Regions from separate parts of the Homo sapiens genome. Here regions 1 and 3 are each linked to region 2. A link is an interaction called in ENCODE POLR2A ChIA-PET data of the cell type or tissue named here. Cell type or tissue: HepG2. All regions are shown on one strand. Each heading gives the region's core, and the rest is flanking DNA. Links, peaks and the distances in the headings are about the cores only.

Region 1 (4,570 bases), core at 269-4,268, 520 kb before region 2:
CATTGGGAGGAGGTCTTGACCCCTGAATTTTGTCTTCCCCTTGGTTATTTCTTGCTCATGCTACTGCTGCCGTGACACATAAAAAGACCCAAACCCTTCTCTCCTCTTCATAAACACATGTACAGGTTCTGCAAGATTGGCAGTGAAGGGAGAATCTCCTTGTTCGAGAGACTGGCTGGACCTCATAACCTCAATGCCCATTCCCCTGATGTTTGTCTTTCATTGATATTATTAAAAGACATTATTATTTCCTCACATGCTTATGTTGAGCAGATGAGGAAAATGGGCCACCCTGACCTCCCGCTTCCTTGAACCCACCTCACTCCCACCCAGCATTATGTACACAATTGCACAACCTCTCCCTTTCCTCTGACCATAACTAAGCCAGGGTGGACAGAAGGAGCAATTGTTGCAGCGACACTCTCATGCTGCCCTGCTTCCTTTCTCCTCTGCTCCTGTTAGGTAACCCCTCTCATCAACTCCTTATTTGAGGTTTATGTGCTCAGCTTGACCTTGAGAACATTTTGGTGGTTAAAGTATATAGAGTTGACTGTTTTTTTCCAACGAAGGTTTGGAAAACATATTCCAACACAACACCATTTTATTTTTCTTGTAGAGTCTCTAAGGGCAGTATTGCTCCATAAAAGAAACTGGTTACAACAGATTGTTGTTAAGATACCATTCTCTGTGTCAAGGGTGGATGTGAGGTCATATGTGATATTGTCCATTTTAAAACATCTGGTCATGTCAGTACAGACTCTTCTGGGAGTTCTGACATTGGGTACACACCAGTGGAACGTTTTACAAAGAAGTTGACAGGCTCTACTGGATATTTTGGAATCAGAATTTCTGAGGTGGGCCCAGTTACATGTACTTCGAAAAAGCTCTGAAGGTGATTCTGGCAGACAGCCAGGTTGAAAAACGCTGGACCAAGATCTCAGGACTTGGGGAGACTCAAGAGAGTCAAAACTGTACCAAGGCTGGTTTTGAACTCATTTAATAATATGTAGATTATTGCTTTCACTCTCTACATATTTTGGTTATCTATTGCTGCATGACAAACTACTATAATATTTAGTGACTTAAACCAGAAGTGATTTATACTCTCATGAATCTATTGACTGGCAGTTCTGTTTTGCAAGGTGTCAGCAGGGACACTGGGTACAGCTGGAAGGTTCAGAATGGCCTCAGTTCCATCTCTGGCAGTTTATATACTGGCCTCTGGCTGGGACCTTAACTGGGGCTGTAAGCCAAGGTTTCAAGTCTGCTCCACATGGGTCTTTCCACATGGCTGCATGGGTTTACTTACAGCATGGTGGCTAGGGGATAAAAAGGTGCATTCTGGCCAGGCACGGTGGCTTACACTTGTAATCCCAGCACTTTGGGAGGCCGAGGCAGGTGGATCACAATGTTAGGAGTTTGAGACCAGCCTGGCCAACACAATGAAACCCCGTCTCTACTAAAAATAGAAAAAGATTAACCAGGCATGGTGATGGGCACCTGTAATCCCAGCTACTTGGGAGGCTGAGGCAGGAGAATTGCTTGAACCAGGGAAATGGAGGTTGCAGTAAGCTGAGATCGTGCCACTGCATGCCAGCCTGGGTGACAGAGCTACACTCCATCTCAAAAAAAAAAAAAAAGAAGTGCATTCTATGAGAACAAAACTCATCACATAGCCAAGCCTAGAGGTAGTGTGAGAGGAGATAACACTAGGGCTTGAATTTTAGAATCTGTGGTCAATAGAGGCACCAAATCTCAATCTGCCATACTACCTTCTGGTATCTTCATGATAAAGATTCTGTATGGTCCCAAAACATAAAGCATATGGAAGTGGGTAACGGTTTATCATATTTCTTATTGTCTGAGAGCTTTGTTGTCTGCTGCATTCTGCTTCCCAGACAATATCCTCCTTATCACCTTTGAGCCATGTACAGGCTAGATCTACCCGTAGGGTATGCTATTTATTATTTCGAACCATCTTATTTCAGTTTTTATCTTCCTTCTTCTCCCCACCATATAGAGACTTAGGGCGAGTTTCCAGACTGGTAATGCTTGATATGAAATATTTCCTTCCATGTGGGTAAAACAACAAATATTTTAAAGCACAGATGGAAAAATTCATTTATTCCACAAACATTTTCTCAGTACCCAGCATGTGCTTTACTCTTTCTCACATCTTTTTCTCTCTTTCTCCTCTCTCTCATAATAACATAAAAAGGATAAAATAAATTGCAATAGTAAAACATTGTCACCCACAATCGTAGACACTGGTTACTAATCAACCAGTGCCTGGTAGATGAATGAAAAGCTAGTTTTATTTGCTGCTCAGTGGAGCTCGAATGACCAGACAGGTTTACCTATTTGTGAAGACACTGGTGCTTATCACATGTGGATTGCCCTGTGTGAGTGAGAGAGGGATTTCACAACTCCTGTAACATGAGTCAGGTGGTGTGGTGCTCAAGAGCTGATGAGTGAGGAATAGAACTCTGAAGTTTACTCCGGAGGGGAAAATCATAGTTCAAAGTGAGCATGGGTCACTGGAAGACAGAACAGTCTGGCTGGAAGGAGGTAGAGACAGCTGATTTTAAGTAAAAGGTAGGGTGTCCCTAGGGGATGAGATCAAATAAAACATACTGTATAAACACCCTCCTCCAACACTTGTATCCTTGAAGATAAGGGTAAGGAGGAACAATGAGGAGGAACAGTAAGGAGGAACACTTGTATCCATGAAGATAAGGGTAAGGAGGAACCATGAGGGCATTTTGAAAAGATGAAGTCTTAATGGGAAATTAGATTCTAGAGGGTTGGGAAAAGCTATTAACTCCTTTCCTATTCCTGAGCTGGAAGCCATCTCTACTTAACTCTTACTGTATTTTATTTGTACCTTCTTGGGGCATTTATCATTATTATTTTGTATTAGTAATTATCCATCTTTACTTCTACACATGTTGGCAAAATTCTCATCCAAACCATCTTTCTCTCTTCTTAATACAAGACCCTACATCTAATAGGACTTCAGTTAACATTGGGTGAATGGATGCATGCATGAATTGCAACACTGTTAGCTGTGTCCCCAGATCCTTCTCAATTCCTAACTGCTGCCCCATTTGAAGTTCTTGGGAAGGTAAGACACAAGCCACTCCAAGCAGATGGGTGCTATTTATTCATAGTTGAAGCTTTTGCATAAATTCTTCTTAGTTTTCGTACTCTATTGAGCTAAGACAGACAAGATAGAAACCTCAAGAATTCTCTTTACCATCCCCCTCTGATGTTGAAACATAACAGGATGAAAGCAGCCTCTTTCCGAAACCTTCTCTTTGTTATTCTGGCTTCTCACTCAGAGCTCTCTTCCCAAAGCATCAGGTACCTTTCCTCTCCATCTTAGTAAGCCTCAGCCAGTGTGGAGGTAAGAGAAGTCTTTATAAAGAGAATTATCACTGTTGTTTGTAACAAATGTCCCAACCTTGAGCATTTCTTGACCTTTATGGCTGTGTGTGTGTGTATGTGTGTATGTGTGTGTGTGCGTGTATGTATACTATGGCATGGAGAGTGATACAATGTACTTCCAGAATTTTTTGGTACATTATTTATGGTTTCCAAAGAATGTGGTACACATCTTTAAATATACATACACATGGATAAGCGATAAGAACTCCTTTGGATGGTTGCCTGAGTTACCCACTGCCCAATCTCATTCTTAGTACAAAACAACCTTCAGGGTAAAAATTGTTATACATTTCATTATACAGTAGACATATGGGAATATCGTGATGCCTGAAGCTTTTTAGCTGAAGGAGGCTTTGAGCCAAATTTATTCCTGGGGCACTCATGTGTAAATCCTATATATGTGGCCTATACTGAGTAACCTGTTTACAATTTATTTGTAAAAAGCATGTGGCAGCCAGTTGTCTTTTGCCTTTTTCAGTTGGGAAGACACATGGTAACTAGCTGTCTAGATTTACAGATGTGGGTCAGCTGAAGCTGAAACATTAATGTACATAGGCAGTGTGTTCCGTATATACTCCTCCTTGGTAGTTCTGTTCATGGTCAGAGGGTTTTTTTTGTTTTTGGCTTTTCTTGATTCAGATTAAATTATTATTATTTGTATATTTTTTATTCAGAGCAAAAGTCTAAAGAGGCTACATTTTGTAGAATGATTTTTGATACACAGTTTATTAAAAGTATTAACAGAACTTCGTTTTAGAGCATTAAAAAGTAATTCTGCAAGGAAATCTGGTAACTAAGAAATTCATTTGTTTAAAAGATAATGAAGGGCTAATTAGCTGTGAATGTAATTATCTCAGGGAACATTATCAGTTGCTCATTAGAGGCCTTCAATAGCAAGTTAGCTGTTCTAGAGCTAGTATCTAGGGAGTTGGTCAGTCAAAAGTTGGAAGTCTTTTGAAGACTGTGGGCTAGTGGTTTAATATTTCTAGTGGCTAGTATCCAGGTAGCATTAATTGTCATCCTTAACTCATCAAACACTTCTCCTTTACCCAATTGATGTATTACTCACATTATCAGAAATATCTTTAAAGATACTGGTTTTTAAAATAGAGTCTTGGTAATT
Region 2 (4,570 bases), core at 312-4,311:
TTTGATTCAGCAAATACTTACTGAGAGCTTACAATGAAGGTAGGAAACCAACCTAGTCACTTGGGGGATATTACAATGACAACCACTAAATACATGTGCATATTTAAATTTAAATTAATTAAAATTAAATTTTAATTTCCCAGTCACACTAGCCACATTTCAAATGCTCAGTAGTCACATGTGGCTAGTGGCTCTCACACTGGTTAGTGCAGGTATCGAACATTTGTATCACTGCAGAAAGTTCTATTGGATGGTGACAATCTAATCACAGGAGGGGATAGCTATTCACCTTCCATCTAATTTTTCATTTTATGTGGCTATTTCCTTTTTAGTCTTTTTAAAAAGTTACTTCTTCTGCCTGTCCCTTTTAGTCAGAAGAATCTGAGGATTCTTTTGATGGCACAGTGGGGCGGCTGCACAAGCACCTGCATTGGGCAATCAGATCATAGTAGTGGTTGTCAAAAGATTGCAAAAGGGATTGCAGAAATCCCTTTGAAAATGCACGTGGTCTTTTATGTATTGGATGAGCGAGATATGCTCACACCTGCCTAGAGAATCCAAGTAGTGGGGTCTGCCTGCCTCAATCTGTTCACCTTATTCATTCTGAATGTGTGTAGCTCAAAGCATGTCCTCCCAAAGCAAAAGAATATTTACAAAAGAGACACAAACTGAATTCCTCACCTGGCACTCTGTCATTTCCAGTGCCACACAAATGAAAGTAAACCAGCCACTAGCAACAGTCATTTCCGAAATCCAGTGGGAAATTTAAAACTCATGATTTTATATATTTTACATAATAAATTCATAGGAACTGGAATTTTATTTGAAGAGTTGTTTCCTTCTGCTTCTTCATCTTCCATTTGATTACAAGAACCAACCAACCAACCAACCAACCAAGTTTTTACTGATATCCTAGAATAAATCTATCAAACAGAAACACTGAGCTGTGTTTAATCAGTGTCACTGCAGAGAAATTTAAACTTAACACAGTACAAATCATAATAATTATGCATTTAAATACTAAATTCACCCTAAAGAGGCAATTTAGTATTTAACTGAGAAAAGAACAAGTGTCTCTTTATTCCTGGTATGGTACACCTTTCAGGTTTCAAACAAATACCACCCACTTTATAAAAGCTCTCCTCGTTATCATAATAACAAGAGGAATTATAAGAGAGGAAAAATGCTATTTTTAAAAATAAAATTTCAACTTTTATTGACCGTGATGCCTGTATCAACAGCTTAACCCAGTCTGCTTTATATGACTTTTAGTAGCCAAATAAAGTATAATATTTTTTAAAAGCTTGTAAACACTAGTAGACCAGTTCTTAAAGGCCTGGAACAGCTACATGAACCAGAAGCTACATAGAAAAGAGATTGTATTTTTTCTAAGGCAGAGAAGGTGTCATTGCAATCAATAAGATGTCTTTTACAGTTTTTCTTCTTTTGGTGTGTGTGTGTGTGTGTGTGTGTGTGTGTGTGTGTGTGTGTGTGTGTGTGTGTGTTTAGGGCTTGGTTAATTCTATTGCCCTTGCACCTGCAAGCAAAAGGGTACAGAATATTCCCACTCTCCTTTTTCTCTAATTCTACAAGACTGAGGAAGGAACAGCGACCAAGCTCTTAAAGTTTTCCAGCTGCTTATAGAGAGGTGGGTTGTGTTCCACATTTTACTCTTACAGCCCTGCCACCAGATGAAAGGAAAAGCATAAAAGCATCAGCAAAGCCTGGACTCTGCTTTTCCTGCTCTAACATGCCATCAAATAGAGACAGAGCACTCGACTGATGTAGGCATTCTGTTGTTCGTATTTGCCGAGTTCAGCTAAGAATGTCTGAGATCAACAGGTGGCCTTGCTAATGGAACAGATTCACTCATTGTTTGTGTGTTTAATGAATCATTGAGTTACTGATCAACAGTGAGCAATGGAAGCTGTTCAAACAGAAAGGAAGCCCAGCCGTGAGGTGGTGCTGCCAACACACTCCTTTGAAGCTCGGCTGGCCCCTGTGGGGAGTGCAGGAGGCTGGGGGTCTACTCCCTACGGTTCCCAGAGAAATGGTAGCAAGAAGACGGTGTTATTTCTAATTGGATGATGAAAGTCAGCCTAGGGGACAGAGACCAAAGGGCCATACGTAAGAAGAGGAGGAAGTGAAAACATCTGAATCAAAGGTTGAGGTAAAACTGAGAGACAGTGTTTGCAGTGAACCATGCAGTAACCTTCATCTTGCCCCCTGGTCTTCAGGAAACAAGCAAGTGGGGAAGGACCGAAAGAGGTAAGAAAAAAGCAAAGCTGAAGATGCAGATGCTGATTTTTTTTTACAAAGAGTTCATAGTACAGTGGAAATTCTCTGTCATTCTGAGAGGCGGGGCTGAACTTCATTGTGGGATTCCTAAGTTACACCAAGCCTTGCCTGTGAGTGGAATTGACTTACGGTAGACTAGAAGTGTAATTAATGAGATGTGTTTCTTAAATTCCCGACAAATAATATGTTTTATTTGTCACCATTAAAAGTTTGAATTTTTAAACAGATTCTCGGACTTTTATCCATCAGCTTGTTTAACGTTAGCATCTGTCTCACCCCAGTAGCTTTTCTAGAACCACTACCTTCATCATGAGGCTCCCTAGGTTTTCCCAGTTCAGAGTTGGGCATCTTCAGCTTCACTTTTCTAATGAACACATTATAGAGAGGATAACTAGATTGGCAACCCTCTCCTATGTCTTTCCAGCGCTTTCTGCTATCAATTCAATGGCCACTTCTTCCAAGACATCCATCTGTACCTCCTAGGTCGAGATTTCTATCATCTTCTTTCAGGCTTGGCAGGCCTATAGTTGCTCGGTGTAGGAGGTCATCAGAATCTGATTGTTGCTTTTTCTTTTTTTTTTTTTTTTTTTTTTTAGTAAAACCAACACAAAAGAGATGAAGCAAATAACCATCAGTAGCTCTGACATTAACGTAAACTTCATACCTGGTCTGACACTTTTTAACCATGGAGCACATTTTTTCGTGGGTGAAATCCCTGCCACAGAAGTTGGTCAGGCAATCTTCACCCTAAATACCTTCAGTAATGAACTTGAATTTTCTAAATGCAACCTCATTGTTCTGTAGATCAACAAGGCTCACTTCAAAAAAATGGCTCAACCACTTTCTCCTTGGATCCCTTTTCGGCACCTTTTGTGGGCTGTGTTTCTTTGTTTTTGTTTTCTGTTTTGTTTTGTTTTGAGACGGAGTCTCACTCTGTCGCCCAGGCTGAAGTGCAGTGGCGCGATCTCGGCTTACTGCAAGCTCCGCCTCCCGGGTTCACGCCAGTCTCCTGCCTCAGCCTCCTGAGTAGCTGGGACTACAGGCGCCCGCTACCACGCCTGGCTAATTTTTTGAATTTTTAGTAGAGACGGGGTTTCACCATGTTGGCCAAGATGGTCTCGATCTCCTGACCTCATGATCCACCCACCTCGGCCTCCCAAAGTGCTGGGATTACAGGTGAGCCACCGCGCCTGGCCTGTGGGCTGTGTTTTTAAAAGGGAGGGGACGTATGAGAGATATGACCAAGTGTGGTCTGGTGGGGAGAGCACTGTGCTATGGGTTAAGCAGTGTGTGTCTTAGTTCCAATTTGGCATCTATCTTTGGAGCACCGTTGGTCCCATACTGTCTGTGGCAGAGACTGGCTAAGCTATTCATCAAACCTGTGTCCTTTTTTCCCAACACAGCTAAACCTGGTTCTTAGCCTTTCTGAGAGTCAGATGTGTCCATGTGACAGGTACTGACCACTGGACTGTGGACAAAAGTCAGGTACTTTACAATCAGGTCTGAATCAGGTCTGAATCCTCACCTTGAGCTGGATAGTGATACCTAAGGCTGGCCATGAAGATCACAGAGCTGTCAATCTTGGGTCCCCTCAGACCTCAGGGTGGCCAAGCAGGGTCTGGGGCAGCTGGAGTACCTGGTCTGGGCACCTCAGTTGTAAGAAATCTCCATTTACCCTACTGTGCTAACTCCTTCTACACGTGCCATGAAAACTGAAAAGTAAGGCAATTTCCCAGTGGACTCTGAGATTGCTTCCAGTCCTACCATCCTCAGTTGGAAGCCATTTATACTCTCATCCACCCTCAACAAAGATAGAAGGATGCTCTTCCTGTGCATTCAAGATCTCCTGGGGGAGGGAATGGGACTTTGCTTCCTCCTATTCTCCCTCAGAGATAGAGATGAAGGGGAAAATATAGAAAAGAAAGAAAACAGAATGTCTGTCATAGTCCACTAGCCAGTTAATGGGAGGGAATCATGAAAGGGCCTCACAATGAGGAGGCCTACAAGGAAATAGCATGACGTCTGTGAGAGCCACAAGCCAGAGAACGAGGGTGCCACTTGCCACCACACTTGGCTGGTGGCAGATCCTTGGGCTGTAAATCCTAAACAAGGGCCAGACCAGTGACAACAAACTCCTGTTCCTCCAGCACATCTCTTGCTATGGGTTTGTGCTTAATCAAGCCAGCCTCAAATCCTTTTAGAACTAAAAGTCTCAGCTATTCCAAAATTAACCTCCTTCCATATGTCCTCTTCAATAAAGCCTTCTTTTCAA
Region 3 (4,570 bases), core at 269-4,268, 370 kb before region 2:
ATTGATAGAGCTTTTGAGCAGTAACCACAGTGTTGGTATCTAGAAATTGGCTTCTGTCTTCCATAAAACACTTACCAGTACTGAGTGTTTTCATGTTTGGTGCCTCAACTTGTGGTTCTCACCTTTTCATTGTCTGTGAAGATCTCCTGTGAAGTGTTTAAAATGAAAATTCCTGGCCCCGCACCTTTAGAGATTCTGACCCAGCACATGTGGGGCACAGTCTGAGAATCTGCATTTGGCAGATAAAAGGCAATCCAGAACACTTTAGATTGAAAGACTTGTGGGTACTTTTTGAGGCCTAATAGGTCTACTACCTACATTGTAGCAATATTGAATCAATGAGACTGGTGAGATTTCAGTGGCTTTGGTAACTCCAACATAAAAGTCTAGCTGAAAGGCCAGGCATGGTGGCTCATGCCAGCATTTTGGGAGGCTGAGATGGGAGGACTGCTTGAGCCCAGGAGTTCGAGACCAGTCTGGGTAACATGGTGAGACCTCATCTCTACTAAAAAATTTAAAAAATTATCTGGGCATGGTGGCATGTGCCTGTAGTCCCAGCTACTCAGGAGGCTGACGTGGAATGATTGCTTGAGTTCAGGGGTGCGAAGCTGCAGTGAGCTAAGATGGCACCACTTCACTGCAGCCTGGGCAACAGAGTGAGACCTTATCTCAAATAAAAAAAAAAGAGAGAAAGAGAGAGAAAAAAGTCTAGCTGCAGCCTGTTCATCCTCCCCTGGGAGGCTCCAGCATGCTTCCCATGTCTACATCCTAAGAAGGGCTGTATTTAAGGGTGGGTCAGCCGCATAATTGTACCTGAAATGAGCAAACAGCTGACTCCCTTGTTCTAGGTGTTCACACATAGTATTGCATTTGATCTTGGCAGAGCAGACACTCAAACCCAAATGTCTTGATAATGCCAAACCCAGCATGTGTTTCCCTGAACCACAGCTGTCTTCAGCAGGTGACCAGGAGTTTCATAAAATGAAGTCTTTGTACCAGGTGATATTAAAAATATTTAGCAACCAGTAGAGCAGGTACAAGCCCAGTCAGAACTGATGCAGACGTATGAGCCCGGGGGTTGTTGGCTGAGTGTAGAAGAAGGTGCCCCTGCCCCACTCCAGTGACCCACCCACTGATAATGGCAAAGCACCCTTCAAGATGTTATCACATGGGACTCAGGCCCCTAATTAGGGGTGGGAGAGAGAAGCAGGACATCACCTGCTTCCACCCAACTTCCAGGACAAATGATAGTAATCAGAAAATAATGACCAAAACATGCAAGTTCATTCTTTTCTTGAGACAAGGTAAGGGGCTGAATTAGAAGATTAGTTCCCATAGGAATGGTGACAACTCCTCAGCCTGATCCCCTCCCCCTGCAAACTTCATGAACTAGCAAGTGTTCCTGTATTTATGAAGATAAATGGTCTGAGAATTTTATTTTATTTTTGAAACAGAGTCTTGCTCTGTCACTTAAACTGAGGTGCAGCGGCACGACCATGGCTCACTGCAGCCTCGAACTCCTGGCCTCAAGTGATCCACCTTGGCCTCCCAAAGTGCTGGGATCACACATGTGAGCCACTGTGCCCGGCCTGAATATTTTAAATCATGACTATTCTACAAATCTGTGACAAATGCTTGCGAAATCTCAGGCATCATTTGGTGGTCACTACTGTGCTTTTTAATTTCCTAACTAGAAGGAATTTTCCTTCCTTCTGGGGCTCAGATGCAAATTCATGGCATGAGATTGCTGGGAGGTCTAAAAGGGTGACTCATGAAATCCCAGCTAACCTCACAGTTTTGCCTGGCTCCAGCCCAGGTCAGCTGTCCTTGACCTTCTGTCAGGGCCTGGAAGAAGCCCCATGTGGAGTGCAGGTCGATTTTCTTTGAAGATTGCAGTTTAGAAAAAGCTCTGCTCAACTCCAGGCTTCCTCCTTTTATCTTCCTATCTTCACCTTTTTCAGCTGGTGGTTATATCTTACCTGTTCTCTACTGAATTTTCATACTTAATATTTAATCCTTTTAAATTTCACAATTCCTGATTCTGTATTTTCTTATTAAGGTGAACTTTCATCTTATCATAGCAGTTTCTAGCCTCCCTCTTTTCCTTTTTTTTTTTTTTTTTGTATAAACCATTTGAATGTAAAGCACTATTGTCATAAGTGCTCCATTTCTGACTTAAAATTTTTTGATTTCTGATTTCAAATCATGCCCTTCTGATGTAAAAGCCACACTGAATACAGCAATGTCTAATAACCATGCCCAAAAGGTATTTAATGTAATTGGAAAATATTTTATTATGGCTTCACTTCCCTAAAAACATTCCAACATCACTCATTCAAATAGCGAAAATAGAAGCTTGATCTTGGAATTAATTAGGGATTAACACGGAATCTTAATTTTAAATGTATCAAAGGAAAGAAAACAATTTAGACCCCAGTGTACATCAAAGGATAATTCTATCTGGCAACATACAATGGCCTTGCAGCAGCCTAATCTCTCACCACACCCTGATGCTTCCATAGCTACCGCACCACAGAAGCCACAACAACATCTTTAGTGCTGTTCCCTCACGAAAGGAATGCTTCCAAAGCACTGTGGCTGGGATTTGATTAATTACAGTTGTTTACAAACTCAGAGAAGCTGGTTATACACCAACACATTTCAAAATCTCCACTGACTCCACAAGTGACCTCTTTGGAAGTCATTGATAAGCAGCCTTCTGATAGCTGTTACTGAACACTGATCGAACCCTGAAGAGGATGCCAGCTTAGCCTCTGCCCTGCTTGCCCTCTCTGCAGTGGGAGAGGTTGGTAAGGCATGGGGCACTTGGCCAGAGGGATAAGTCAGAGGCCACAAACAAGGTGGGAGACAATTCAGAGTCCGACAGCCAGCTGCATTCAGGGTTCAAAGTGGTGTCAAATGTCAGCACTTTGCAGCAAGGAGATTCCTATGCACATAGCCTTTTCTGGTAGGCAGAGTCTCATGTGCATTTTTCTTCTTTTCACTTATTTGAAAACCTTGCACTGCAGAGCAAGGGATTATGCACTGAGAGTGTTTCATTTTCAAATGTTTTTGCAGAGGACTTTTGCCTTCCACCAACATTTCAATCATACACAGTAAGCTTCACTAGAAAAAAGTTTTTCATTTAAAATTAGAGTAAGCACCATAAAATCAAAAAGGATTCAGCATGCTTAATTCTAAGACAGAATTCTAAGTAAAGTAACCATCTTTTTTTAGAGATGAAGTTCTACCAAAACGCCATCATCCTAACCTTGAGTCAATCTGCTTATAATTTGAGACTTTGGTAGGAAAGTGGCATTTAGAACTTGAAGAGCTAAATTTTTACTTCATTAGGATACAGATGTTTTAAGTGTATCTTCCTTTTTGCCCACATTTACTAAAAGGCTATTCCTTCTTTTATTTCTTCTCCTTCTTCCTCCTACTCTTTCTTTTTCTGATAAATATAACAGATACAAAACTGTAAACTTGTCCTTGGTAGGACTCAATTGAATTGCCTCATCTCTAGTGTTGCTACTCTGAGTTTCCAAATACTAAACTTGAAGTGGCTTCCAATGAAGGATAGAATTTAGTTTCTCCTGGAAGCAGAATGAATATTGTGGAGAGTCTTTTTATCTTTATTTAAAAATACCTCTCTGGGACAACTTTCCCCTAACCGAGGACTAAAGCAATTGCTAGAGCTGTAAACAAGGCCAAATTCTCCACCTCTGTGGACAGCCAGTTCCAATGGGATTCCCCTAACACTGGAAATAAGTTTGTTTTTTTTTTTTCTTTTTAATCTCTAAGTGGAGTTTTTCCGCTTAAACTGATAAACAAAAATACGTTGTTGGTGAGTGTTTTCCTGAGTATAGTGTATCCCTCAAAGCATTTTTCCTAAGAGGGAAATGTTAAGCTCTTGATAAATGAAAAATAAACTTCTTGTTCTCAAAGATAAATTATTACAATGAGAACTTTCTTTAACCTTAAAAACCTAATACTGATGTTTGGCTTTGCACAGTAGAGTTTCTCTAAACTGTTGAATGCCTTCCATCTTCCTCAAACCTTGTTTTGGTAAAGGACAAGGGGAGCATCTCCAGTGGGTGAGTGATTTACCTTATCGTCCTTTTACTGTAGCCTCAGGGATCTTTAACTCTTTAAGCAACGGCATTCAAGTCTTAAGAACACCCAGAAGCATACCTCAGGCTTTAGACATTCTCAGCTGAAAAAAAAAAAAAAAAAAAAAAATTAAGGCCAGCTTGGGTATCAACAAAGCAGAAGAAGATGAAGCCGGTTGGTTCAATTCTGATAAACTGGCGATCTGCAAATCAGGTAAGCTGAACTGCAGACAAGTGCCCTTGCTTCTGCAGAGGCAGCTCTCCTCTTTCCTGGGCCTTGTACCTGGTGCATTCATTCTCTGGATATACTTAATGGCAAGAAAAGCTACAGATATGCTCTTTCCCCACTGCTGCGAGCAATGGGATTATTCTTTCACTTTTACAAACATTTTAAAATCACATCTTCTTACCTTTCCCTTGTGCGTCCAGAAGAGGTTATCTAAAACTGCATTGTAAGT

What was found. Peaks named below come from ENCODE experiments on the same cell type or tissue, not always from the same donor. Only the 100,000 strongest peaks of a DNase experiment are listed, where the experiment ranks them.
Region 1: POLR2A ChIA-PET joins it to region 2 with 8 read pairs; 1 of 35 experiments calls an interaction of 5 or more read pairs at or near these places.
Region 3: POLR2A ChIA-PET joins it to region 2 with 7 read pairs; 1 of 35 experiments calls an interaction of 5 or more read pairs at or near these places.

What each region holds. Positions count from the first base shown.
Region 1 is chr14:54,131,966-54,136,535 of GRCh38, reverse strand. All of the region lies in intron 4 of LOC105370507 (a long non-coding RNA gene), which reads left to right. Among named protein-coding and RNA genes, the nearest start is that of BMP4, 180 kb to the right of the region's middle. RefSeq lists a silencer at 2,291-2,585. In HepG2, for the core only: no CTCF peak of the experiment used is centred there; DNase peaks (open chromatin) are centred at 545 and 2,405; H3K4me3 peaks cover 1,139 bases.
Region 2 is chr14:53,611,351-53,615,920 of GRCh38, reverse strand. All of the region lies in intron 2 of LOC105370504 (a long non-coding RNA gene), which reads right to left. It overlaps LOC124903316 (a long non-coding RNA gene), which reads left to right and starts at 3,539. Exons shown (of 2, transcript XR_007064176.1): 1 at 3,539-4,570. It also overlaps the pseudogene RPS3AP46. RefSeq lists enhancers at 1,865-1,964, 1,985-2,084, 3,040-3,149 and a silencer at 3,470-3,519. In HepG2, for the core only: a CTCF peak has its summit at 1,964; DNase peaks (open chromatin) are centred at 470 and 1,910; H3K4me3 peaks cover 2,623 bases.
Region 3 is chr14:53,977,544-53,982,113 of GRCh38, reverse strand. No RefSeq gene overlaps it. Among named protein-coding and RNA genes, the nearest start is that of BMP4, 23 kb to the right of the region's middle. In HepG2, for the core only: no CTCF peak of the experiment used is centred there; DNase peaks (open chromatin) are centred at 1,793, 2,533 and 2,873; H3K4me3 peaks cover 861 bases.